Regions from separate parts of the Homo sapiens genome. Here region 1 is linked to region 2. A link is a loop called in an ENCODE intact Hi-C map of the cell type or tissue named here. Cell type or tissue: GM12878. All regions are shown on one strand. Each heading gives the region's core, and the rest is flanking DNA. Links, peaks and the distances in the headings are about the cores only. Region 1 has its middle 60 kb from the start of PLA2G4A. Region 2 has its middle 10 kb from the start of PLA2G4A.

What was found. Peaks named below come from ENCODE experiments on the same cell type or tissue, not always from the same donor. Only the 100,000 strongest peaks of a DNase experiment are listed, where the experiment ranks them.
Region 1: it touches region 2 in a loop (3-fold over the local background); 1 of 110 quality-filtered maps calls a loop at or near these places.

The regions. Positions count from the first base shown.
Region 1 is chr1:186,762,173-186,774,896 of GRCh38, reverse strand. No RefSeq gene overlaps it. Among named protein-coding and RNA genes, the nearest start is that of PLA2G4A, 60 kb to the left of the region's middle. In GM12878, for the core only: no CTCF peak of the experiment used is centred there; a DNase peak (open chromatin) is centred at 5,736; H3K27ac peaks cover 896 bases.
Region 2 is chr1:186,812,575-186,825,298 of GRCh38, reverse strand. No RefSeq gene overlaps it. Among named protein-coding and RNA genes, the nearest start is that of PLA2G4A, 10 kb to the left of the region's middle. In GM12878, for the core only: no CTCF peak of the experiment used is centred there; a DNase peak (open chromatin) is centred at 5,978.

The DNA.
Region 1 (12,724 bases), core at 4,718-7,217, 51 kb after region 2:
CAGAAGTATCAGGTACTGCTGGGAACACAAAGAAGTTTGAGATGAATTACCTACATACATTAATAAAAGGTTCTCAGTTATGTTACTGAACAGAGTTTCAACAGGAAGACAGGTGAAAAACAGACTGTAACATGTGGAAGAATAAAAAAGAAGTTGAGGAAATACAGAAGACAGAAAAATGTGGCCATCTAAATAAGTCTGGCTGAAAAAAAGAAAAGAGATTTGTAGCCAGGGGAGGAGACAGGGCCAAGGGTTTTTTTTTTTTTTTTTTTTTTTTGGTTTTGTTTTGTTTTTCATCATGGTGATTGTTTCATTTGAACATGTCAGCAATTAAGGGGCAGGAGTCAAAAAAAATAGGAAAATACAGAGGAAAGCGGGACAGGCTGACAGAAAAGAATGCAAAGAGAGATGAAGAAGGGGAAGAGTACAATTTTGGGAGAGCCTCGGAATATTATTTGGTCAACCTCCTCTTCTTCCAGGAAAAACAAACCAAACTCCTGTTATAATAATAGATTTCAAAGCTACTTTGCTAAATAGTCAGCTGGTTTTAATCTCTTACCTAACAGATTTTCCTAAATTTCCCTTTGACATTATTTTCATACTGAATAGGTCAGTTAATAATACGGTTTTGAGTTTTATTAGCAGAAAACCCCCAAATTTCCTGTTTTGAATGATTTACTTTACAATCCTAAATTCCTGTAACCACTTTTCTCATATCTGATATGTCCCTCTTGTGTAAAAATGTTCTTTAAAGATAGGTCACAATTCAAAATTAGATAAATTACCTTAAAGGAAGAATAAGGGATTAATTTATATTATATATGTATATATAGTATCAGTCTTAAAGGTCAAACAGAATTTAGGCTAAATGTTAAGTAAACTGGATTTATCTTTAAAAAGCACTTTGGAATTAATAAAACCAATGCTATTCCAAGAACTGAGATGTTAAAATGTCAAGTTAATTCTCAATTTTTTTACACAGTTTGAAACAGAATTGAGTCAAGACTCTAAAATGGTAAATTAATCATGCATTTAAAGCACATTTGTTTCTAGAAGATATGGGGAAATTTACATTGGTATATAGGAGATTCTGATGCTTGGGTGCATTAAAATATTTCAAAAAAATAACAATGTAAATATCTAACCATTTATTTAGATTTATTCCAGTGCCGCTGCCAAAACCCCGTCATACCTAAAGCTACATCTTCCCTAATTGAGGAAAGCAATTAGCTTGCTAGTTTATATTAGTACCTAAGGCAGGCAACTACATTAGCTAAAAGAGGAGTTGGTTTACTATCTAAAAAGTGTTTATTTTTATTATGCCAATGAAAAATCTACCTAATTAAACACAGGAAGTGACAACATTTGGTAAGAACTTTTAGGCATTATTGAGTGTTAATTTTATATTGGTATTTCATCCTTATCATTGCTTTGCATGTTTTTCTATGTTCTTACTGGATCCTATGCATTTACTCATAATTGTATTGTCAACGTATCTGAAAAGTTAGGAGCATTTTTTTTTTTTTTTGAGATGGAGTTTCATTTCATTTTTGTCGCCCAGGCTGGAGTGCAATGTCACTGTCTGGGCTCAATGCAACCTCCACCTCCTGGTTTCAAGTGATTCTCCTGCCTCAGCCTCCCGAGTAGCTGGAATTACAGGTGCCCGCCACCACGTCTGTCTAATTTTTTTTGTATTTTTAGTAGAGACGGGGTTTCACCATGTTGGCCAGGCTGGTCTCGAGCTCCTGACCTCAGGTGATCTGCCTGCTTCAGCCTCCCAAAGTGCTGGGATTACAGGAGTGAGCCACCATGCCCAGCCAGGAACATGTTTTTATATAAGCTATAAAAGGAGAGTTACAGGCTGCAATATGGAGCACAAGAAAAATATCTGACCCAAACACAAAAGATAGGTGAGGCTGGGCATGGTGGCTCACACTCGTAATCCCAGCACTTTGGGAGGTCGAGGCGGGCGGATCACTTGAGGTCAGGAGATTGAGACCAGCCTGACTAACATGGTGAAACCCTGTCTTTACTAAAAATACTAAAATTAGCCAGGTGCTGTGGTGTGCACCTGTACTCCTAGCACTTTGGAAGGCCAAGGTGGGCGGATCACTTGAAGTCAGGAGTTTGAGACCAACCTGGCCAACACGGTGAAACCCCGTCTTTACTAAAAATACAAAAATTAACCTAGCATGGTAACGTGTGCCTGTAGTTCCAGCTACTTGGGAGGCTGAGGCAAGAGAATCATTTGAACCCAGGAGGCAGAGGTTTCAGTGAGCAAAGATCACGCCGTTGCACTCCAGCCTGGGCGACAGAGTGAAACTCTGTCTCAAAAAAAAAAAAGGTATATGAAGGCTTCTAGAGGAAATGATTTCTAAATTGGGATGTAAAGGTAAATGACTAGCTTGCTCTTTAGAGGAGTTTTGGTAGTGGTTATGATGGCTTTAGAAAAGGATAGTGAAAGTCATGGCATTGGTCATGGCAATCTGCAATTGAAAACACAGGGTATGCTAGAGCTTACAAACTAATGTTCCCTAGTTATCTTGCTGTGTTGTGAATGAGTTACAGACATGTTTAAATATTGATTCTTTTATGCTTGGGGGAGTATGTGAGATCTTAGACCAACTGGCTCTAGACACAACCAAATTTACTGGTTTACCCCAGTGTACCATGAATTTATTCTCGTTTTCCATGTATTGTGAAGTAAAAGAGGTTCTTGGGGAAGCACTGCCTTAGAGTAAATAAAGTAGCTGATGTGGCTACAGCATTGAGTGAAAATTGGTAAGTGAGGAGAAATGAAGATATGCAGTTAGGCGTGGAAATATCGTGAAGAACCTTGTTACTTGTTATAAGTATTTTTTCAGGAAGCCATCTAATTGATTCAGGCAGGAAACAAACATGAAAAGATTTGCATTTCTAGAAAACCTCTCTGGATGCAGTGAGAAAATAGTTTGGAAAGAATTCAGCAAGAAAGACTAGTTAATATGTTATTTTCTTTATTCTTTCTTTTATTTTCTTTCTTTTTTTTTTTTTTTTTTAGATGCAGTCTTGCTCTGTCACCCAGGCTGGAGTGCAGTGACACAATCTCGGCTCACTGCAGCCTCCAACTCCCAGGTTCAAGTGATTCCCCTGCCTCAGCCTCTCGAGTAGCTGGGGCTACAGGTATGCACCACCAGGCCCAGCTAATTTTTGTATTTTTAGTAGAGATGGGGTTTCATGATGTTGGCCAGGTTGGTCTCATACTCCTGACCTCAGGTGACCCGCCTGCCTCGACCTCCCAAAGTGCTGGGATTACAGGTGTCAGCCAATACGTCTGATCTATTGTGTTATTTTCATAAGCCAAAAAAGTAGTAGTTATTGGCCTGAGCCTGGGTAATAAGAAAAAGAATAGAGAGTGTGAATCAGTTCCAGAATGGTAAAGAAACAGAAACTACTGAACCTGGATATTAAATAAATCCTACAAAGGAGGGAGAGGTAAAGTTCAAGGGTGACTTGCAGGTGTTTGTTTTAACTAATTAGGTGGATGCAATAGTAATAGTTGATGTTTATGAGTACTGTTTTAAAAAAGCACATCTGGCACTACTTTAAGAATTAAATCAACTCATTTAATCCTAACAATATTTCTCTAAGGTAGATTACTAAGCCCACTTACAGATGAAATAACTGAGGCCTAAGGGTAAATTATTAGTAATAAGAGCCTGGATTTTAGTCCAGAAAGGTTTGTTTTCTTCACCACTACTTTGTACGGTCTCTGGTGCTATTCACTGAAATTGGGAACATAGGAAATTGAGCTGGTTTTAGTGTAGATCTAATAAGTTCAATCGTGGACATTGCTATGGACTGAATTATGTTCCCCCCAAATTCATATATTAAAGCCTTAACCCCCCAAAGTGACTGTATCCTGAGATAGGGCCTTTACAGAAGTAATTAAGGTTAAAGGAGATCATAAGGGTGGGACACTAATTCAATAGGTCTATGGCCTTATAAGAAGAGAGAGAAAGAGTCAGGGGGCAGAGGAGAGAGAGAGAGAGAGAGAGAGAGAGAGAGTAGAGAGAACTGTTATGTGAGGACACAATGAGAAGGCAGCCGTCTGCAGCTAGGAAGGGAGCCCTCACCAGAATCCAGTCATGCTGACACCCTGATTTCAAACTTCTAGCCTCCATAATTGTGAGAAAATAAATTTCTTTTGTGCAAACCACCCAGTCTATGGTATTTTGTTATGGCAGCCTGAGCAAGCAAAAACAGACATAGATCTGTGGGAACCCCAAGAGGAACTACATATGTGAATCAACATTCAGAAGAGGCACTGAATGGAGATATAGATTTAAGAGTCATCAGCACATGGGAATAAAATTAAGCCATGGAACCTAATTAGATTGACCAAGAGCTTACATGTAACAAAGAGAAGGCTAAAAATAAAGCTCATAGAAACATCAGTATTTAAGAAATGAGCAAGGAAAATAAGCTAGCAAAAAAAGTTGGGTAAGAAGAGTTAGCATGGAAAAATGGAGAAATGAAACAAAAGAATATAGAGTCACAGCCACCAAGAAATGTTTACAGAGAAAGGAACAGAGGAACAACATTAAATATTACGGAGAGCTATAAGGAATAACAATTATCCGTTGAATTTAATCGTAAGAAGTCAGTGTAACCCTTAGTGAGAATAATAGACTTGTAAACGTATAGAAAAATAGACATATAGAAAAATATAAAGAGTAAAGGAAGGTTGGGAAGTGAGAATTGATAACTCATTCAAAAGGTTGGCCTTAATGGAGAAGATACATGAGAATAAATGTAGGCAAATATGGAGTCAAGGAAAGATTTTGATTTTAAGAAAGGAGAGATTTAAGCAAGCTTAATGCTGATAGGAAGGAGCAAATATAGAATGAATTTGAGAGAGTTGGGATCATTAATAGACAAGTGGATAGAAATACCTCTCCTTGAGAGGTCAAGTGGATAGAAATACAGAGAGTTCAGGTAGAGAGGTTTAGGAGGAAAGACATTGCTTCTTTTAAGAGAGGAAAGAAAAGTGAATATGGATGCAGGTGAGTCTTTAGATTTAGAGATAGATGTTGAGAGGCTCTTTTTCGATGGCTTACATTTTCTCTAAGAATTAAGTAGGAAGGTATTCTAAGAATAAGAGGGAAGTTGAGGAGGCAATGGACAGAAGCTTACTTTGTAAAAGCTCTAAGGTAATAGCTCTAGAGAAGGAGAGAGTGAGCTGATCAGGAAATATGAAGAAATTCTGGACAGAATTGCAGGTTACTGCTACGGTTAGAGATTTAAAAACAAAACAAACAAACATGGCATAGCTCTGTCGGGGAGGTCACAACATTTTCTCCAGTGGCACTTATCTACAACTATCTAACACTTCATAAGTGATAGAAACGTTGGATTCAGCATGTCTCAGGTTTTGCAGGTCATTTGTGACAATAGATTAGAATCTAGATTATTGGTGAGAGGAGAACAACATCCGGAAAGGAAGGTTGAAAGTACTGAAAACCTGATAAGTAAGAATGAAGGAAAAGGGTTCTGGAATTACAAGTTCCTTTGAGGTAAGGCAGGTGGTAGGGATGTAACTGACAAAGACATTATGGCCAGAGAGTGGAATGACTGAGTTTAAGATTTCATGTACTGCAGTTCTAGATGGTGACAAGCTCCAGAGTGTGGTCATTGGGAATGAAAATAAGAGATTTTCACAAAAGAAATAAGGAAGTGAAAAAGCTTATAAATAGGTGAAGCCCTTTTAACAAGTAGTCAAAATGTAATCTGAAGCTCTCACATCAACCTTATCCTGTTCCAGTTCAAGCATGCATATTACAGAGAGAAAGAAATCTTTGTGCTCTACTCAGTAGGAGGTAGCCTCAAAAGAAAATTTCAAAATCAGGACACCTGGACCCACACCCTTGACAAACCTCTGGTGTTATATATAGTTTCCATGTCCTCAGCACTTTTAACTCCTGCCAAACACAGCCTTCCCTCAAAAGTGAGATCCTTTTCACCTGTAGTCAAGGAGCCCTGTGCAGAAGAAAACTCAATACAATTTCTGCAGCCTTTTTTCCACCACCACCTCAACTAAGAGCCAAATGTGTTGACACCCCAGTGGCAATATATAGATCAATGAAAGCACTAATGCCTATGCACTTTTTCCCTGTTATTAAAAAAAATTATCTTCTGACAGTTTTGTAACTATTTCCAAGCTTCTTTTTGTATATGTGTTTAACATCATTAAAAGTAATGGAATGATTCCAGTCCATAGGAAAGTTAGAATCAAATTTCAGAAAATATATGAAGGGAAAACTGATTTTATTACATTTTATTAAAATCAGAATTGTGAAGATAGCCTAATGAGTCATTCTGTTACTACTTTTAAGAGATAAAAAAGGCCATTTTGACTGGTCTTTTCCATTTCTAAAAAACACTACACCATACTCACTTTTCTCCAAGCTCCTCCCAGAATATGTATCATTCTTGCCTTAGAATTCCAAATACTCCCTGCGCCAGACTTAAAGAATGTCATCACTACAGTTTCTACAAGTACTATCACTCTCCCTCATATTTAGAGTTCAGGTTTTATGGGCTGTTTGTCATGAGCAGGTCACCTAAATACCATTCTCTATTCTTATATAGTGATCATCTGTTCTAAATGTTATTCAAGGTTCATTTAAGTGTTTTTTTTTTTTTTTTTGAGACAGAGTCTCGCTATGTTGCCCAGGCTGGTCTTGAACTCCTGGGCTCAAGTGATCCACCTGGCCTGGCCTCCCAAAGTGCTGGGATTACCCGCATGAGCTACAATGCCCAGCATCACTTAAGTCTTATCTCTTTCATTAAGCCTTCTCTGACCATCCTAAGCTGCAGAGAATTCTCCCTCTCTCTCCATGAAGTACGTATTTGTTGGGCACCTAATGAGATATAGCCACTCTACTAGGTGTTGGTAATATATTGTTGAATAAGATGGCTTACATAAGCAAGTGGCAAAGAACATAGTTTAAAAATATGTACTTTGTAAATCAAATTTTTTAAGAAGATTCATGATGGAAGGAAAGAAATTTAACATTTATTAAATCTCTTTTTTTATAGGCCAGGACTTTAATCTTTATAACATCCCCTAAGCTTTTACAGATGACAAAACTGTAGCTGGAAGAGATTACAGTTAAGCAAGTCATACAAAGGTCATGTGATAAAGCAGAAATCAGAAATCATCTGTCTGATTCCAAAGCCAAGCTTTTGCCACTTTGTTGAGGATGCCTTTATAGAGTAGAAAGGAAGGACAAATCTGATTACAGTAGCAATCATTTATTGAATGAGCCTCATAAGCATATTGGGCTTATAAACCAGGCACTGCATTAAATACTTTACATAGGTATTTATTTAATTAGTATAACCAAACTATGAGGTAGACATTATTATTTTCCCTATTTTATAGATAAAGAAACTGAGTAGTGAAAGAATTAAATAGCTTGTCCAGTTCCCTAAAGCAAGTAAATGATGGGGGCAGAATTTGAACCTATTTTCTTCTTACTACAGAATTCAAGATCCTAACCATTTTATTTTTATCAACACCTAACAGAAGTCTACATTGTAGTCTTGGCTCCATTATTGTGAGTTGTTTGAACATGCAAAAAATTTCATGAGTTTCAATGTCTTGGTTTTTCAAATGAGAAAAAATAATGTCCATCCTGCTTTTTTACAGGAAAGTGTGAGGCTCAAGTGAGAATTATCTATACGATGCTTTATTAGTAGTAGGTAAAAAAGATAAAGTTATGTTTAAGCATAGGATACAGGCTAGGAAATTCTGAAAAGTGGCCTATTATTAAATCAATTACTCAAGGAGTCATTTTACTTATAGGTTTAGAAACGACTACTTATTTTTAGTGAAAGACATCTTAAAAATTTAATAAAGGATAACAACAACTTTATTTTTAATGCAAGTCATTTCTGAAAATTCAATGGTAGATAATATGGAAAATTGTCTAACCATAAAAATACATTTCTAATGCCATTATCCTGAGATTTATCCTTGTATGTGGCTGTTACTGCTTAAGGGAAAGTTGGAAAATTTAGGACAGCAATGCAACCATGCTCTGATGTTTCAAAGTGCAGTGAGGGTCTCAGATTAATTAGAAGTAATATACTGAACAATCCAGAATACAGCGGCAGTGCAGTAGGTGGCTCTGGTAGGGCACCCAGGCTGAGATAAGAGTAAAGGGTTTGCTCCACCCTGGGTGAGGACCCTTCCACTGGGGTGTCCTTTCCATTTGTGTGGAATCCAGTGCCTTGTAGCACCATCTTGAGTACCTGGCCAGGGGGGTTGCATGGTACCATAGTAGGGTCCTGTTGTTTACTGGGTTTTTTGTATGCTCACCTCAGCAGCCACCAGGCACTCTGCTCAAGCCAGGGATACAGTGGCACAGGTGCCCTGGGTTCTCAACTCCAAAATTCCAGACTCCAAAATGGTTTCTAGAGTAATCTGGCATTCAGAGCCTTGCTCGCAGTGCCTGAGGCATGGGCAATGATTTATTGGAAGTTTTTTAGCTCTGGGAAAGTCAGGTAATCTTCATGGGTTAAGGGAACAGGCTGCGGAGGTCAACAGACCCATTTTACAGATGGGAATCCAAGGAACAGAGAGACTAAGCTATTTGCAGATCACCCAGGTTACTTTTGGGAACCATTCCATGTAGAAGTTGGCAGACATTACTGACCCAAGGTGATTAGGACTGAGATGGGTGTGCTTTGAGCATAAATTGATCCTATGGAGGAATCACCCCAAGAGCTGATAACTTCTGACTTGCCTCGTCAACCAAACTGAGCTGCAGAGCATATCGGACCGTTCAGGCAGCCACTGTTCAGGTACTTGAGGAATTGAAGTGCTGTGGACATACCCACTCGGATGTGGCTTACATGTGGGTAGTAGCACAGGGGAGAGGAGCGTTAGTCAGACAGGAGGAGACTCTCTGGGTGACTTTGGGTAATTTCCTCTCCCTCTGCAGGCCTTCATTTCTCCAGTGGTAAATGGAGGGGTTGAACAGGAGGGCCAGCCCAGTGGTGGGCCACAAAGATGTCTCTAGCCATGTCCTTGCCATCAGTGGAGTGGGAGAGGAGACTAGAGGTGACAAAAGTCTATGCCAGGAACTGTAGGAGACAAATAGTATCAACAGGAAATGACACAAGGGTAAGATCTGTATAAAAAGCCCAACATACCTGGTCTGAATTTTTCAGGATTCTCAACCAGCGCACAGCCTGGGGGCAGCTTAGGAAATGTCTGTTGAATAAGCTTTGCAATGAAGGCTCTGTCCCTGTCTTCAGGGGCACCACAGTCTTGCTGAAAGGAGTTCTTTCCTTTTTAGTGGCTGTTGATTATAGGTGAGGTAAGGGATGATCAGAGAGAGAGACTAGAGCTCAGATTGCCCTGATAGCCTTCAGCTTCCAGATACAATCAGATCTACTCTTGACCCGTGTCTGCTTAAAACTCATTGCCATCAGGATAAAGTACACATTCTTTAGCAGATGAAGGCTTTGCATAACCTGACTCTCTTCTTCAGATCAGATTAGGATTTTTCAACCTCAGCACTACTGATAATTTGGGTTGGCAAGTTCTTCGTTGTTAAGAAGCTGTCCCTGGCCCCTACACATGAGATGTTAGCAGTACATACTCCTCTCCAGTTGTGACAAACCAAAAATGTCTTCAGACACTGCCAAGTGTCTCCGAGGGAGAAAAATTCCTCTTCCTTGAAAACCACTGGACTAGAGGAGGGTCAGTCGTTGTAAACCTCTTTTATTTCCAGGAGTTTGCCTCACCATCTCTTTCCTCCCAGGTTTTGCCCATGTTTCTCCTCTCTTTACCAGGTGGATCCTACTAGTCCTGCAGATGTCAGATGTTCCCTTTCCTGGGAACCCCTTTTTGAACCTCCTCAGACGGTCAGGTGCCACCTCTGGGCTTCCGCGGCACCCCCCCACCCCGCCCCAGCTATGATTTCCCTACCCCTGCCCTGCTCATTCTGGGTGGTCACTGTGCAGTGACTGAGCTGTCTTTCTCCCCAACACCAGACTGAGGGCCCCAGGAGGGCAGAGCCAGGACTGTCTCAGTCACCACCCTAATAGTGCTGTCTTCAGCACTGTCAGGCTCAGGGGCAGGCACAGAGCAGGTGTTCTTCAGGTGGGTAATGAATGCATCGTGAAACATCTTGGGATGAGGTGGGATTATCTGATACTCTTGGTATATTCAGATGACCAGTGAGGATGTGCTAGAAAGCCTGGATTCCTGTGGCCCCTGTACATCCGTTATGGTTTTGGCTACCTCCTGGGGCCCTTAGGGGATGTCCCTGGAAATTGTGAGATGAGATATGCAGGTCCAAGATCAGAAAGTGTCTTAGCCATCACTGTCCACAGCTACCACCATCGTCCCCTCTACCTCCATGAAAACTAGCACAGATATGGCAGTCCCTGGGCCCAGACTCACGCCCTAGACCATCTGCTCCTGCTTTATCCAGAGGTTCAGACACAGAGCCCACCGCTCTGCCATTCATTCCTTTAACTAAGGTGTTTTGAGCTACTGCTACACGCTAGGCTCTGTGCTAATGCTGGGGACACGGCTATGGACAAAGAAGACCCTGCTTTCTTGGAGCCCAGGTTTCTAGTTGAAGGTAGGATAGGGAGGTGGAAGATGGACAGGGACAAACAGTATACCAGACAAATAAGAAAAATGTACAGTATGCATGTAAAAATCCACACATGGTGATAAGTGCCACGAAGAGAAACAAAGCTGGGGAAGAAGATAGGTGGGAAGGTTGCAATTTAGTAGAGTTGTCTGGAAAGCCTTCTCTCAGGAGGTGACATTTGGACAAAGACTTGAAGGGGGAAAGGAAGGGACTCACACAGATACAGAGATGATTGTTTAAGATAAAGGGACAGCCAGTGCAAAGGCCCAGAGGCAGGAGGTGGCTGAGTGGGTGAGTGAGGGGAGAAGGCTGAGAACAAAGAAGCAGGAAAGGGGCCAGATCATGCCAATCCTTGGGGTCATGGTAAGGACTCTGCCTTTTCTCTCACTGAAGTGGGAGCAACAGGAAAGTTACCTGTTTATTGAGGTATAATTTAGATACCTTGACATCTACCCGATGTTAATATAGAGTTCAATGGCTTTTAGTGCATGTACGCAGTTCTGCAGTACAACCATCACCACGGTTTCCTCTAAGGACACTCCTATCCCCTCAGAACATTCCCTCTTCCCCTTTGCAGTCACTTTCCAGTTTAACCATCAACCCCAGACAAGTATTGAGGTGCTTTCTATCTCTATAGTTTTGCCTTTTCCAAACATTTCTTATTAATGAAATTAGACCCCTGCAAAAATCCTGTCTAATATAGTTTTTTAGTACTTATCCTCCAGTGGTGAATGTCAACAATACACAAAGAGATGGTAAATCAAACTCTCAGCAGTGTCGTGTCACAGTTTGGTTAGTAAACTGTGGCATAGACAGGTCAAATAAGTCACTGTAGTCATGAGATGAGTCAATCACAGCAAGAAAAGAAAAACAGAGGATATGATATTGAGACTTCTATCTCCCATTCTCCATTACTTCTTACTGTGTAAACTTTTCACCCTACTAAACCCCTCTCCAATGAAAACAGCCTTAGGTAGGAAATCCCAATGTTTCCAGATCAACTTTGGAAAAGAATGCCTTGTATGTTTGTGTTTGATAACATTGTTATGGTTACTAAAAGATCAGCTCATGTTTCTGGAATTCTCTAGGACTCCCCAATGCAAAGGCAAGTCTATTTGTGCACACAAGCTTCTTGGTTTAATATTTTCTTTAACGTCAGGTTGCTATGGAATAATATAAATCAGTGAATTTCCTTAATATCCAAGCTAGTCTAAATTGGTTTTAAATATGATTAAATGTAAATGAACAACACTATCAGCAATTTTTTCCCCTGTAAGCTGTTTTACAAAAGAATACATAGTTGTGACTGCACAAGCACCCTTCAGAGACAAGAATGAATTAAAAATGGTAGAGAGTTAAAAGTGGTCACCTTAGCAAAGTTGTCTGATTAGACTTTCCACTCTAGTTGTTTACTTTGTCAACCTTTCTGCTTATGCTGCTAGACTGTGATTCCCAGGGCAGGAAATTCAGTGACTACTGATAAATGACTGTTGAATGAATAGGCCTTATTTCCATATATAACTATAGAAATTCTAAATTTGAATCTATAACAGGGAAGAAATAAAAGGAAGCAGAAATCTCAATCACTTACTTAGCCAATTGATTTATCGATCTTTACCCTTCCACGTATATTTTTTTGGTTAGTATGATAACAAAAAGTGTATGAAGTTTTGCAAGGTATTACAAGACAAACTTTCAAATACTAGTGTATAAGGTCTATTTTCAAGCAATTCATAGAATGGTCAAAATATATTAATCTCACAGCCAGAGGGAGACAACACACAGATTAAATTGTCAGGTGCAAACAGAATAGGGTCTTATGAGTGTTCTGTAAAAACAGGTAGAAATAAACAGGCGCCATATTTAAAGAGAATAGTAACATTAATGAACTATAATCTCCATTACATTTCAGATGTTGGAGTTATAATAAAAATTTATATAGAAGTATCTAGTACCAGCATTGATAGTCCAGAGCTATCTTGGTCCAGTAGCTGCAGCCGCAAGACAGCGTGAGGATAGAGTAGAGTTTATTATTAGTGTTACAAGAATTTTTGTGTTTGAATAAA
Region 2 (12,724 bases), core at 4,475-6,974:
CACCTTGTCAAGTTTTCTGGCATCCCACTAATTGACCTCTACCTTTCATTCAAACTAAGAGACTATTCTCCTTGCACATCGTTTCCCTAAATTCCACTAGAATAATCCTACTCAACCTGCAAGGCTTAGCTCAAGTACTATCTTGTCTGGAAAATTTCCCTACCCTTTTCCCTGTCCAGCAGAATTCATTATTCTACTTGTATGAGAATGCTCATTAGAGCACTGATCATGTATTATACTTGGCTATACAAGAAAAAAAATATTTTATATTCCATCAGGGCACAAGGCAAGTCTTTCTCATGTTAATAAACCCTCTTTTCACCTGAAGTTTATAACACATTGGGAGCTCAATGGATGTTTGTTGAATTTGTTTTCCATGATATCAGGGTCAAAGATATCTTAAACCTGACACCTAAATAGCACTCTACCTGCCACTGCCATCTCCATCATTACTAAAGAATAGACATTTTATTTTTTTAATACCCTCCAATCCACACACACACTGATAAATTACTGACAATATAAAACTAACAAGAAGTAAGGATGAAATGGACCCTAATTAAAATGTATTTACCATGAATTTAAAAATCAGATGTTATGATGAAACTACATTTTTCAGGAGAGTGTATCTGTGAACAATAAGACCTATATTTTATAGCTAAATATCTACTAGTAGTTACACCTACATTTGCAAAGATCTTTTGACCTAAACAACGGAAGCAATACTTTTCTCTTACTTTGAATTGAACTCATTAAACAAATTATTACTGCTTAATTAAACTTTTCCCTCCTTTTTAAATAAATACATTAGGAAAACTATAACAAATAAAGTACTACTAAGATTGACTGTTACTCTTTATATAGAGCCTATAATGGGCCAGGTACTTGTGTTAGTACTACATTTGTTGTATCACTAACCATTATATTCATGAAATGAGACATTATTTTCTTTATTTAGAATCTCGATATTCAGTAAGCATATAAAATTTGTAGTGAGGCTGGGATTTTAATCAAGTCGGTCCAACTCCAAAGCCCACAATTTTTCTAGTGTATCACACTCTCTCATAGCAAGTTTTGTTTGGCCATATTTTCAGCTTTGTCCCAAGTCAACCAAATCTCTGACTGTTAGGGAGCAGTGGTAGTGGAGTTACTAATAGATAATTAAAGCCTCCATTATCCTAAGCACCCAGGCTAGGAACCTTCTACTATTCTCTTCCACATCAGCAATTGTCAGAGTCTTGCCCCTTTTCTTCCTTCAACCCACCCAACTCCTTTATTTATCTTCTGGTTTCTATCTTCACATTTTTATATCTGCATTTTCCTGTCCATTTTACTATCAAAATATTAACTTGTACTCTTGCTTTACTATTACTTACATATACTACCATACAATCTTTACTCCTGCATCTCCTTTTCAGTCTTAAAATCATCCTAGCCTTCACTAACAGATAGACATTCCTACAATTCAGGTCATTTCACTACCCTACCCATACCATCCACTTCTCTATACTACCTATTGATTTATATTACTACACTTTAAAAATACCTCTTTCCTTTTGCAGATGATGTAGAAGTAAAAATTAAATCAGAATACTCTCAGATTTTATCACAAATTACAAATAGTCATACTGTCAACAATAAATATGACAACACACATTAGAAAATTTTGGCTACAGACAAACCATGTTCAGGACCTTTTGATAAAACTGAGTTGTCCTAATTCATTTTACCTACTTGTGGCAATAATTTCACACATCGTTTTCTGCTCTCTAAGAGTCCTCTAAATTTGGTAAAGCAAATGCATGTCTAGTTTTAGTAATTCTGTAGGAATGGGCACGAACTCAATTACTCACCTCAGAAACTGACTGGCAGGCACTTTGCAGGGTTTTAAAAATACTTGTGCTCTTGGAATTTAAATGTACTGACGACAGTGAGAAAGGCAGAGCCTGTGTCCTTTGCTTTGAGGTAATCCTGAGTAGGAAGAATTACTGCTAAGTGAATTTCCAGTGCCTCCCATGTAGCTGAACTCTGAAAGATGTCAGTAGAGAACTTTTATAGAACATTTGGCTGTCTAGGGCTAAGATAATAGCACTATTCCTATACTTATATTTATAAAACCAATGACTGAGCAGCTTCAAAAGCTCTTTGCTGCTTGATTCCCATAATAAATCTCCTCTTATATGTGTGTGTGTATATATATACATATATATTCTATTGGTTATGATAGAATGTGTGTATGTGTATGTGTGTGTATATATATATTCTATTGGTTATGAATATATATATTCTATTGGTTATGATTCCCTAGAAAACCCTGACTAATACACCTATTGAGATATTTTTACATCCCAGAAAACAGTAAGATAGTCCAAGAACTGAATTTAAGACAAAAGATGAATATCCTAAACAGTTGCCTATCCATTTTTGCTTATAACTTGCTACAGTTAAAGAAAGCACTGTAATGTCAGATAATATTGTGATTTATCACTAAGATATTAAAAAGAGTTTATGATTCTTTTCCTCTAAATCACAGTCTAAAATGACAAACTCCCTTTCACTTTGCTCTCTAAATAGTTCCATTTTCCTTAATAGCCACTCTGATATTTGTATTAAACATGGGTAGCAAGGTTTAGGTTCTGTATGATCATTTATTTTGGAATGTTCTACCAACTCTCACACAGTATGCTCTTTGGATATGATATTTGCTTAATAAATATTACCCATTCACCCAATAAATGATTCATTTATTTGATCATTTATTCACAGTGATGTTTAAAGCCCTGTGATAGGAAAACCTTTAGAATTTTGTAATGTGTCCTCTGCTTCTAAGTCCTCAAAGAGTCAGATGTGAGTGCTTAGGGAAGTCCTCCTAGTATATGGGTGACATATACTGGAACTGTGTGTGACTTCTGGGATAAGCTAGGGTTATAGAGATCAGGTCCTGGCAGCATGGCCACAGCCTGCAGTGTTACCATTCCACTCTAAAAAATAGGAAACCATTGGCTCTAAGAAGGTAGGTGATTCATCCAAAATTAAACATCAGAGGAGGACAAACCAAGCCTTTGACTTCAATTTACTTATCTCTTTCTATAGCCATTTCCCATTGCCTACTCACAAATAAATTAATTGAGCATTAGAAGTCAAAGCTTCCAAGCAAATAGGAAATGGAAAATAAAAGCTAGGAGTTTTTATCTACCCGTACTTTGTTTTGTTTCCTGATAAGATTTTTTAAAATTTATATTAGAAAGGTAACAAACTCATTGTTAAACGTTTTGAAAATGAATGTACCAATTTTGTGTTTCATTCTTGTGTCTATGTGTATTTTTTTCTTTCTCCATTCCAAATCATGACTTTATGTTCCATTGTCAAGGAATCTTTTTAGTTTGTACAACTACTGCAGCACCCTGTACAAAACATGGAGATTATTACACTCTCCTTCCAACTTCCCACCATCATCCTTCCCAATTATGTTTGCATAGCCCAAATTCTTATGGAGAATTATGAGAAGAAGCAAAACACTCAGGCAAGGTAGGAAGGATTCAGACGATTCATGTATTTAGACTCGGTATCAGCAACCCTCATTCCTCACATTAACAGCAGGTAGCAAGACTTCTGAGGAATGGCTACCTGGCCACATGGTAGAAGATAATTTGTATAAGATTGATGAAACAGATACTTGATTTAGAATTAGGAATTTAGTGCTTTATACATGGTAATGCATAATATTACATAGCAATATGTAATAAATAGGAATACATAATGTATAGTAATACATAATACATAGTAATGCATAAATATAACATAGCAATACATATTAAATATGTATTTAATAAGATTTATAAATATTTAATCTTCAAATTGCCACTTACCTTATAAAATAATGCCTTACTAGGAAAGTCAGTTTATTCTTACTGGGAAACAATTTTACCACATGAAAATTTGAAGAACTATTTGAGGAGAAATGAAGAGATTTTGGATAACAAAATGCATGGTGTCCATGGTAACATTGGACTATATTTGCAGGAGTTCCCAAGACTCAAGCTTGGTGCAGAGGTAGGAGAATATTTCTTAAATTTCAAGGCATGATATGGCTTGAGCATGGATCTACCATTAGTAACTAGCGTATTACTAAACCAGAAGATTCTATTCAAAGGTTTGAGGCTTTACAAGATCCATAGGACACTTGCACAGCTTGGAGAAATTGAAGGGGAAAGAAGTTTCAATAATGCCTGAAATTAAACTTCCTAGCCAGTTGGGGGTTAGGAGCAGTTTAACTTTGACTTATCAAAAGAAATGTGGCATTTCTTAATCTAGTGCTATAGAATAGAAGTCATACCCATTGTATCTAGTTACACAAGAGAAAGATAATTTTAAAAATCATATATCCCACCACCCTAATATAACAATGGTTAGCGTTTTGTTGTCTATAATTTTTTTTTAAATTTATGCTGGTAGATATAATTTTGATAGGATTATACACTATTCTGTCATCTCTGTTTTTCTCTATTCACAGTATGTTGGAAACATCTCCAAGACCATAAAATATTTTTAATGGTTGTATAATTTTACAGTGTGTGGACACACAATAATTTATTAAAGAATCACTTATTTTAAGGTGTTATACTGTTTTCAACCTTTTCACTTTTGCAAACAAAACTTTGATAAACATTTTTTAACAATCTCAGTTCAAGTCCACAATGAAGTGAAAAGGCAAGGCAGGGCGTGGTGGCTCACGCCTGTAATCCCAGCACTTTGGGAGGCCGAGACGGGCGAATCACAAGATTGGGAGTTCAAGACTAGCTTGATCAACATGGTGAAACCCCGTCTCTACTAAAAATACAAAAATTAGCTGGGCGTGGTGGTGTGTACCTGTAATCCCAGCTACTCAGGAGGCTGAGGCAGGAGAATGGCGTGAACCTGGGAGGCGGAGATTGCAGTGAGCCAAGATCATGCCACTGCACTCCAGCCTGGGCGACAGAGCGAGACTCCATCAAAAAAAAAAAAAAAAAAAAAAAAAAGAAAGAAAGAAAAAAAATAAAAGGCAAGCTTCAATGTGAGAAATCATTAGAACATTAATATTTTTACGTCTCCTTGTAAAAAGCAGCCTGGATCACGTAGATGGAAGAAGATTCTGGACATCCAAAGGAACCTGGGTAGAAAGGGAGGATTGGCTGCAAGAACAGGGAGAATGAACATGAGAGGAGAATAGCAAGCATTTATTAATGGTCTGGAAAACATATTTATTCTCATTTAATTTTTAATTGCACTGCAGCAAGTTATTACCTACATTGTACAAATGAGGCCTAAAATGATCAAATTGCCTAAGTTAATTTACAAAGTGTTAAAACACAGATCTAAACTCAAGTATTCCTGATTTCAAAGCCCATGGTGTGTGTTTGCTTGTTTCCTTCACCATTTTGCATAAGCAGAACTTAAACCAATAATAACAGTGTTCATGCAGTTTTAAAATATGTAACGAATGATGAAGGAAGCAAGGAGTTTAAGCTTCTGAAAAAAACTCTTCTTGCTATATTAGTAAGAGATGTGCTTGTCTTACTCTTCACCAGGTTAATATTAAACTCACAAACCTTCTTAAACCTGCTTTATGCAGAGATGGCATTACATTTTCCTATTACCAAACCTCTCTTCCACCAGAGGAATGAACGAGGAATAAAGTTAAAAGGGAATCATTACTCATCAACTTTTCTTATAACCTATTACTTCTCTTTACTTCTATTTGTAAAGACAAAAATACAGTGCCTACTATATGAAACAAACATGTTTTCAGAAATGTTCACTTGATCATTATTTTCTGAATAGTTTCAATCTAAATGAATATATACACAGCCATTTTATTTTATGTGTATGTTCTTTAGAAAAATTACAAGTCAGGGAAGTCTTAAAATAGGAGGTTTTCAGTTTCTGTTCCTATTCTGAGGCCACGTTCAGCATCTTTTTATGAAAACATAATGACTCATGAGAGTGGTCATCAAGGCATTCTGCTGGGATATATTTCCAAAGCTAACAGCCATCACGCAAAGGAATACTCGCTGAGAAACATCTGCCCTCTTTTAATGAATAAGCAACTACTAATAATATGGCTTCTTCATGAATAGGGAGATTAAGCCTCCTTCTAGTCTATCCTAAACAGCTCAGCTGTGGAATTCAGGCATATTTCAAGCTCTTTAAGTGACTTTGGGGGTGCTTGGTTCACAGGTGAAGGCTGTACCAATTTTCATCCCATCTCTGCTATAGTTAGAGCTGGGTCTACAAAATTTAGTATCTGTAACATTATTTATGTGATAAAATGTTGTAAGTTTGTGGACAAACTAGAAAAATGAGAAAAATCCTATATACAATAATGACATTAACTGTCCTTTCAGAGGAATTCTAAGGTTTACCATTTACTGCGAGATTATGGACTTAAACATTGGTGTTAAAATAGCATTCCAAATTTGTATATGAATTACTTTGTTTTTGTTTATTACTGGGTGAAGGAGGGAAGAGATCTCCTGATCCCTGATATCCAAAAGTCTGGGATTCGTGGCTTAAAACCTTTTTTTCAGAACAGCTAGGAAACTTTTACCCTCTTAAAACTCTTTTTGCAGTACAAATGTTTTCAACCTCTTAAGGAGTGTGATCATCAAGAAGGAAGACTTCGTTAGATTGCATAATAATGTGATAAATCATTATCCCAAACTTCCATTTGCTGTCTCTTCAGTTAATACAATCTGCCAGATAGCATTCCCTTACTGCCCAGATTTAGAGCAATCCAATATATTTTTCATCACACACAAACACACACACACACACACACACACACACACGGGCTCCCCTCTTTTCCTCATTTTCCCCATATCTTTTCCTAACAGTAGGCAATATGGTCATCATCACTTTAGTACACAAATATCTTGTCACTTTCCTTCCATGGCTCGCCAATTCCTTTAACATGGTCTCAAAATATCTGGTCCCATCCTGATTCAAGTCAGCCTCACCTGTTTCTCCTTACTCCAAGGCAATACTGTACTTCTTTCAATTTCAAGAGCATCCCATAGTCTTTCCTATCTAATTACTTTCACACATAGCCCATTCCTTTGCCACCATCTCTGCCTTGCTGGTGCCTGCATGACTTTCAATTTTCAATTTAAAAGTCACTTCCTCCTGAAAGGTCTTACCATGTCAACATCCCCCTTTCCTCTACCCAAAGTCTAGCTTCTGTCCTTTTGTTCCATTTCACCTGTAATTCTCCATCTTAAAACTTCTCATCACTTATGCAACACTTACATTTCCTACCAGTTTTATAGACTAGACAATAAGCTTTGGGAGGGAAGGGACTATTTTGTGCTCTGTCATATAAGCAATTCCCAACATGATGCCTGCACATGTTAATAATTGATATTCAATAAATATTTTCAAATGAATGAATCCCCTCTACTTAGTATTGTAAGTCCTTTTTTCCTCTTGTGGTTTTAAAATTCTGGATAGTAGACTCAATAGTTCATCTCAATTAATTCAAAAGGCAATGTGATGAATTGACACCACAATTTCCAAAGCTGTATTCTGTATTTAATATATGATAATGTGCTTTCCTGTAATGCTTCTCCTTTGTGTTACCCAATCATGCTCCCTAATTCTGGTTGAGCTTTTTTTTAAGATAAGGCATGATGCTTGAATTCTGGGTCATAATTAACATCAACTCGTATGCTGCTATTTATCATATCAATTTTAAGAATGAACTTTGAAGACTCTGTAACATACTTGAACTTGATGATTGAGGACAGCAGGGTTTCTTGGCCATTTATGAAGGGTGTGACACACTGAAATCATTAAAATTAGGGTAAACCGTTGAATTTTATCAAATGATTGCTATAGAGGAAACCACAACAGAAAACTGATCAGCCCCATCCTAAGCAGTTTAAAAAATATCAGGTGGTTATGTTGAGCAATGCTTACTGAATCTAAAAAGCAAAGTCACAAACATTTCCAGGCCTTGAAAACAAAAAAAAATGCACTTTGTATGTACAAAATCTGGAAAAGTTTTCTAATTATATACTTGTATATATACACATACATTTATGTATATATGTACACATTTGTGCATCCAGAAATGGTCTCTTTCAGGGCTAATTTTGAAATAAGAAGATGAAAGGAAAGAGAGGGTTAGATAGAGGAAAGAAGTGGCTCTAATTCAAAGAATTTTATGAATTTAGAGAGGACAATGATCCTTGAGATCACCTAAGAAAACTCTTACCAGTTTACTGGTAAGGTGAGGAACTGAGACATGGATTGTGCACTGATCTGCATTCACCCATTTCACGATTTTTAAATGGACATTAGAATGTTTAAAATTTGTAATGAACGTTAAGCAGGGTTTAGCCCTTCCTCAAGTTAGATGCTGCACCAAATTCCCTAATGCTTTTGAAATCCATTCATATTCCTGAAGCTATATTTGAATGAACTCTCTCCTTGTAATTTCACATCTAATGAGATTTTAAGTTCCGTTATTTTATCCCACTCAGTATCACTTAAATTATTTTTTTTTCTATTTCCAGGGCCCCAACTCTATTCTTCACAACTCCACAACTGGGGGATGTCATAAACTCCTCACTGGTCTCTCTGTAATTCAGCCTGTAGAAAGTAGCCAGAGTAGTAAGAATAACTATCTCAATAATCATTTTCATCATAATATATTACAGTTATCCTACCACTCAAAAGCTTACATTGCTCTTCATTGCCTACAAAATCAAAAAAAGTTCATAGCAATCAAGAACTGTCTGCCCTCCAACAGGAAATTTTCCTTTCTTCACACACATTAATGTGTTCAACCTCATCCGCTCTGTGCACTGGCAAATTGGATAGAATATGTAGGTAGTGGGAAGACCTCAACATTGTTTCCCATCCTTGCCTATCATCAGATGTATGACCTTGCTACTACCTTTTATCCATTCTGAGCTCAAGTTTATTCATATCTAAAGGGTATATGTGTTTATTTTCTACTACATTGACTTACTGTGAAAATTAAGACATAATTTAAGTAAAGCACCTGCCATATATTATATATATTGTACATTTTAACTATTACTATTTTATATATTTGCTCTGCCTAATTTCACAAAGGATTTGAGTAAACTATTAACTACATATACTTTCATTCATTTATGCAATCAATAAACATACACTGAGTACTTTTTTCGTTTTGGACACTATGTTAGTTAATTGGGATACAAAGAAGAATACGACATAGGCCCTCACCCTGAGAAACTTCACATAGGCACAACGTATAAAAATACAAACAGAAAGCAATGTGAGTATCTAGGAAAAGCAATACACTGTGTATTAGAGGATTGGTGAGTAAAGACTCCTAAACTGCCAAGATTTGGGAGCTGGGTCAAGGAAGATGGAACAGAATTTCAATCATTGGGCAAAGATGAGTAAAAGCTATGAAGGCAAAGAAAGAAAACAGAAGGCTATCACAAGTAGATGAATAGAATACTATAATAGTCATTATTATCATTATTAATTATTAAAGGCCTACATCAGAAAACATTGCTCAGTTCCAAGCTAACTTCTGGTTACCTTACTTACAGCAAATTGTGTATTAAATTCTGACTTTGCCCCAATTTATCTGTGACAGAGTCCTTACAACTATGCCCACACCTTGGTCCCTGGTGCTCTCCTCTCTGAGCTAGTTCTCAGCTTCTATATACCTCAGAATTGTGTTTTAAGTTCCCGAAGTCCTTCCTTCTTGGGTTCCTTATTCATCTTGCTTGCTTACCCATTTTGTTTCTTGTCTTCTCCTTGACCACACTGGCCTCCCAGGGTTTTGAATTTAGCCTGTCTTCTGGGAATACTTCCACCAGAGTAGGATCTTCCCAACCACACACCCCTGTGTGTATGACTTCAGGTCTCAGTTTAAATGCCACCTTTTCAAAGAGCATTTCCCTACCCACTTTCTTTCCTCACCCCCAAATTTTAAAGAACAAGTCAGTCTCTTCCTTCCATTATTATTCACTTTCATTTTTTGCATTGCAATTTTTATATGGTGATGTTCTCATTTGTTTCTTTGTTCTCTGTTTATTTCTCATTCCTTCTGCTAGGATATAAGTTATATACAGTTTGGGGCCTCACCTCTTGTGCCTAGAACACTTCTTGGAACATAATAAATGATCAATAAACATTAGACTAATGAATGAAGAAGTGAATCACTACCTCTACGCTGGCAGCTGACTCCTAAATTTCTGCCTTTCAGACTCTCATAGCCACTAGATTTCTGTTTCACTAGACTCTTAGTTTTAAAATCTCAAGACCTGCCCATTGGTTGTCACACAAGTCCCTACATCCACACGAGCCTAAATTCAACCTTCTCCATCCCAACTCTTAACTCATATTTTATTGATCAGCAATTTGACCCTCTTTTTACTTTAGCTAACAATATTTAATTGTCATCCTTCAACCAAATTTACTAATAGCATAAACTATTACCTAGACTTAGCTATAGGAGTATAATTTATTTCCATTATTACCTTAAGGTTCTGGTTTAAAACTCCACTATTCTCAACATTTTTCTCTAACCACCTTCTAAGAACAGTTTCTTGTCATTAGGCCCTTTATCAGTTTATTCAAGCTGAACCAAATTGTAATTATTACGGTGTTGATTTTATTTTTTAATGTCACCGAACATAGATATTTCTTTTCCCTTGCTATACTGTAAGAGTTTTAAATTAGAGATTACTATTTTTTAATCCTTATATTTATCTTCCATCACAGTTTCATGATTTCTTCTCAAGAGATAAAAAGTAAACACTTTCAAATAAAACTGTATTCCAATTATGACTGACATTATACAGCTTTGTTGTGACTAATCAGAGTGTCTGAATTTCACCAAATCCCAAAGCTCGTCACCTCTTCACTGCAATAATTATGTATTAGCATGTATTTCTTATGTAAAGAAACTCCTTTTATTCTCCTCAACCAAGACAGTGGGCTCCTTGAAGGCAAAAGCCACCTCAATAATTATGTATTAGCATAACTCCTTCTCTTCTCCTCAACCAAGACAGTGAGCTCCTTGAAGGCAAAAATCACAGCTCATTCATCTACGACTCTCTAATAGCTAACACATTGGTTGGCATATTGCAAGGGTTTAACAAAACTCTATTGAAGACCTAAGTAAATTAATTGTGTTTCCAAAGGTATCGCGGAGCACAGTAGATCTTTCACTCCACCAGTAGCCTGGAATGTGATGCTGAAGTGCTGGCTCAATGGTCAGGTGCAGATGGGTTTGCTGTGGACCCTGTGCTTCAGTACCGAGATGTAAAGGGTGCAACATTCTTCTTAACTTTCTTTCACTTGTTCTTGCAGAATGTCCATTCTTTCCTCAATGGAAAGAAAATTTGATTTGTAATATTTTAAGTGCTTTTTCAATTTACATGGTTCAAAGCCTTATAATCTATTTTTCTATATTTGGTAGCAAAGCAAAAGGAAGAATTGGTTGTACGTTTAGACTTAGAAGAATTGATTGTATGTTGTAGCAAAGAAGGAAAGGGGTGAAAATGATATGTTCCTGAGCAGGATGCTAAAGCAGCCACGTCTTAGGAACAAAAGAATCAGAAAACAAAGGAGGGACTGACTCACTTCCATCATTTAAGAGGCAGAGGATGAGAATTAGGTAAGGCTCAAAGTCAGAGAGGAATTAGTAACAGCTTTTACTTGAGGTTGGATGAGTGAACTCTTAACTTAGGGCTCATTACATTTCCTTGATTTGGTTCCAGCATCTGAAACAAAGCCAAGTACTGTACACAGGGTCAAGTAGGTCCAGGTGTAAAGATTGGAGAAAAACAATAACAAGGAGACAGGCAGGACATCATCTTCTTGGGTGCACTCATAGATTTCATCATACCCATTTGAGTCCTCTGTTTATCAGGCTTATTTACTGTATTTCTCTCTTCCCACATAGGTACATACGTGTGGCGCTATACTTCTTTTCTTGCCAGCTTATTTCAGCCTATTTTTAACCATGTACATTTTCATTGGATAAGAATTTATTATAGTATATGTTGATTTGCATCAGCATTTTATTATTGGAAATTTAATAGCATTTCTTATTCTGGCAATGTATTAATCTCATTGTGGTTTCTATGTAGTACCAGAATCTTTTTTTATAAACTGCTAATCCTTCAGTTGATTGAATATTACAGTTTATATAGATTACATCACTGAATGTTAGTAACTGAACTATGTAGATGACTTCGGCTTTAATCTCTTCAATAAGGTTTTGTGTGTGTGTGTGTGTGAGAGAGGCAAGGTACCTTCCCAGAATTTAGCCAAACTTATTTTCTAATACAGTTTCATTTTTCATGTTGATTCATACTTACATCTTCTCTTTTTTGGTTCATTCCTTCCCTGCAGAATTTTGGCCTCATTCTAAATTCAAGACATACGAATTATTTATCTTGGAATCTTTTAAAAATTATTGTGGTTTAAAAGATTTCAGTAGCAAGACGTTTTCGTCACTGTGAGACAATCCCTCACTTAGAGCAGCATTAGTCTCCACATTGCTAACTCGCCATGCTGTATGTTTTTCCCTTAACAAAACAAGCAAAAATCACTCATGGGTTACCACAGCCCTCCTCATTTTTCTTTCTGTGAAAATTCACTTCTACATCCAATAAGCCTTATTCAACTCTATTACACAGTAATTACTCAGCAGTATTCAAAATAAAGAATG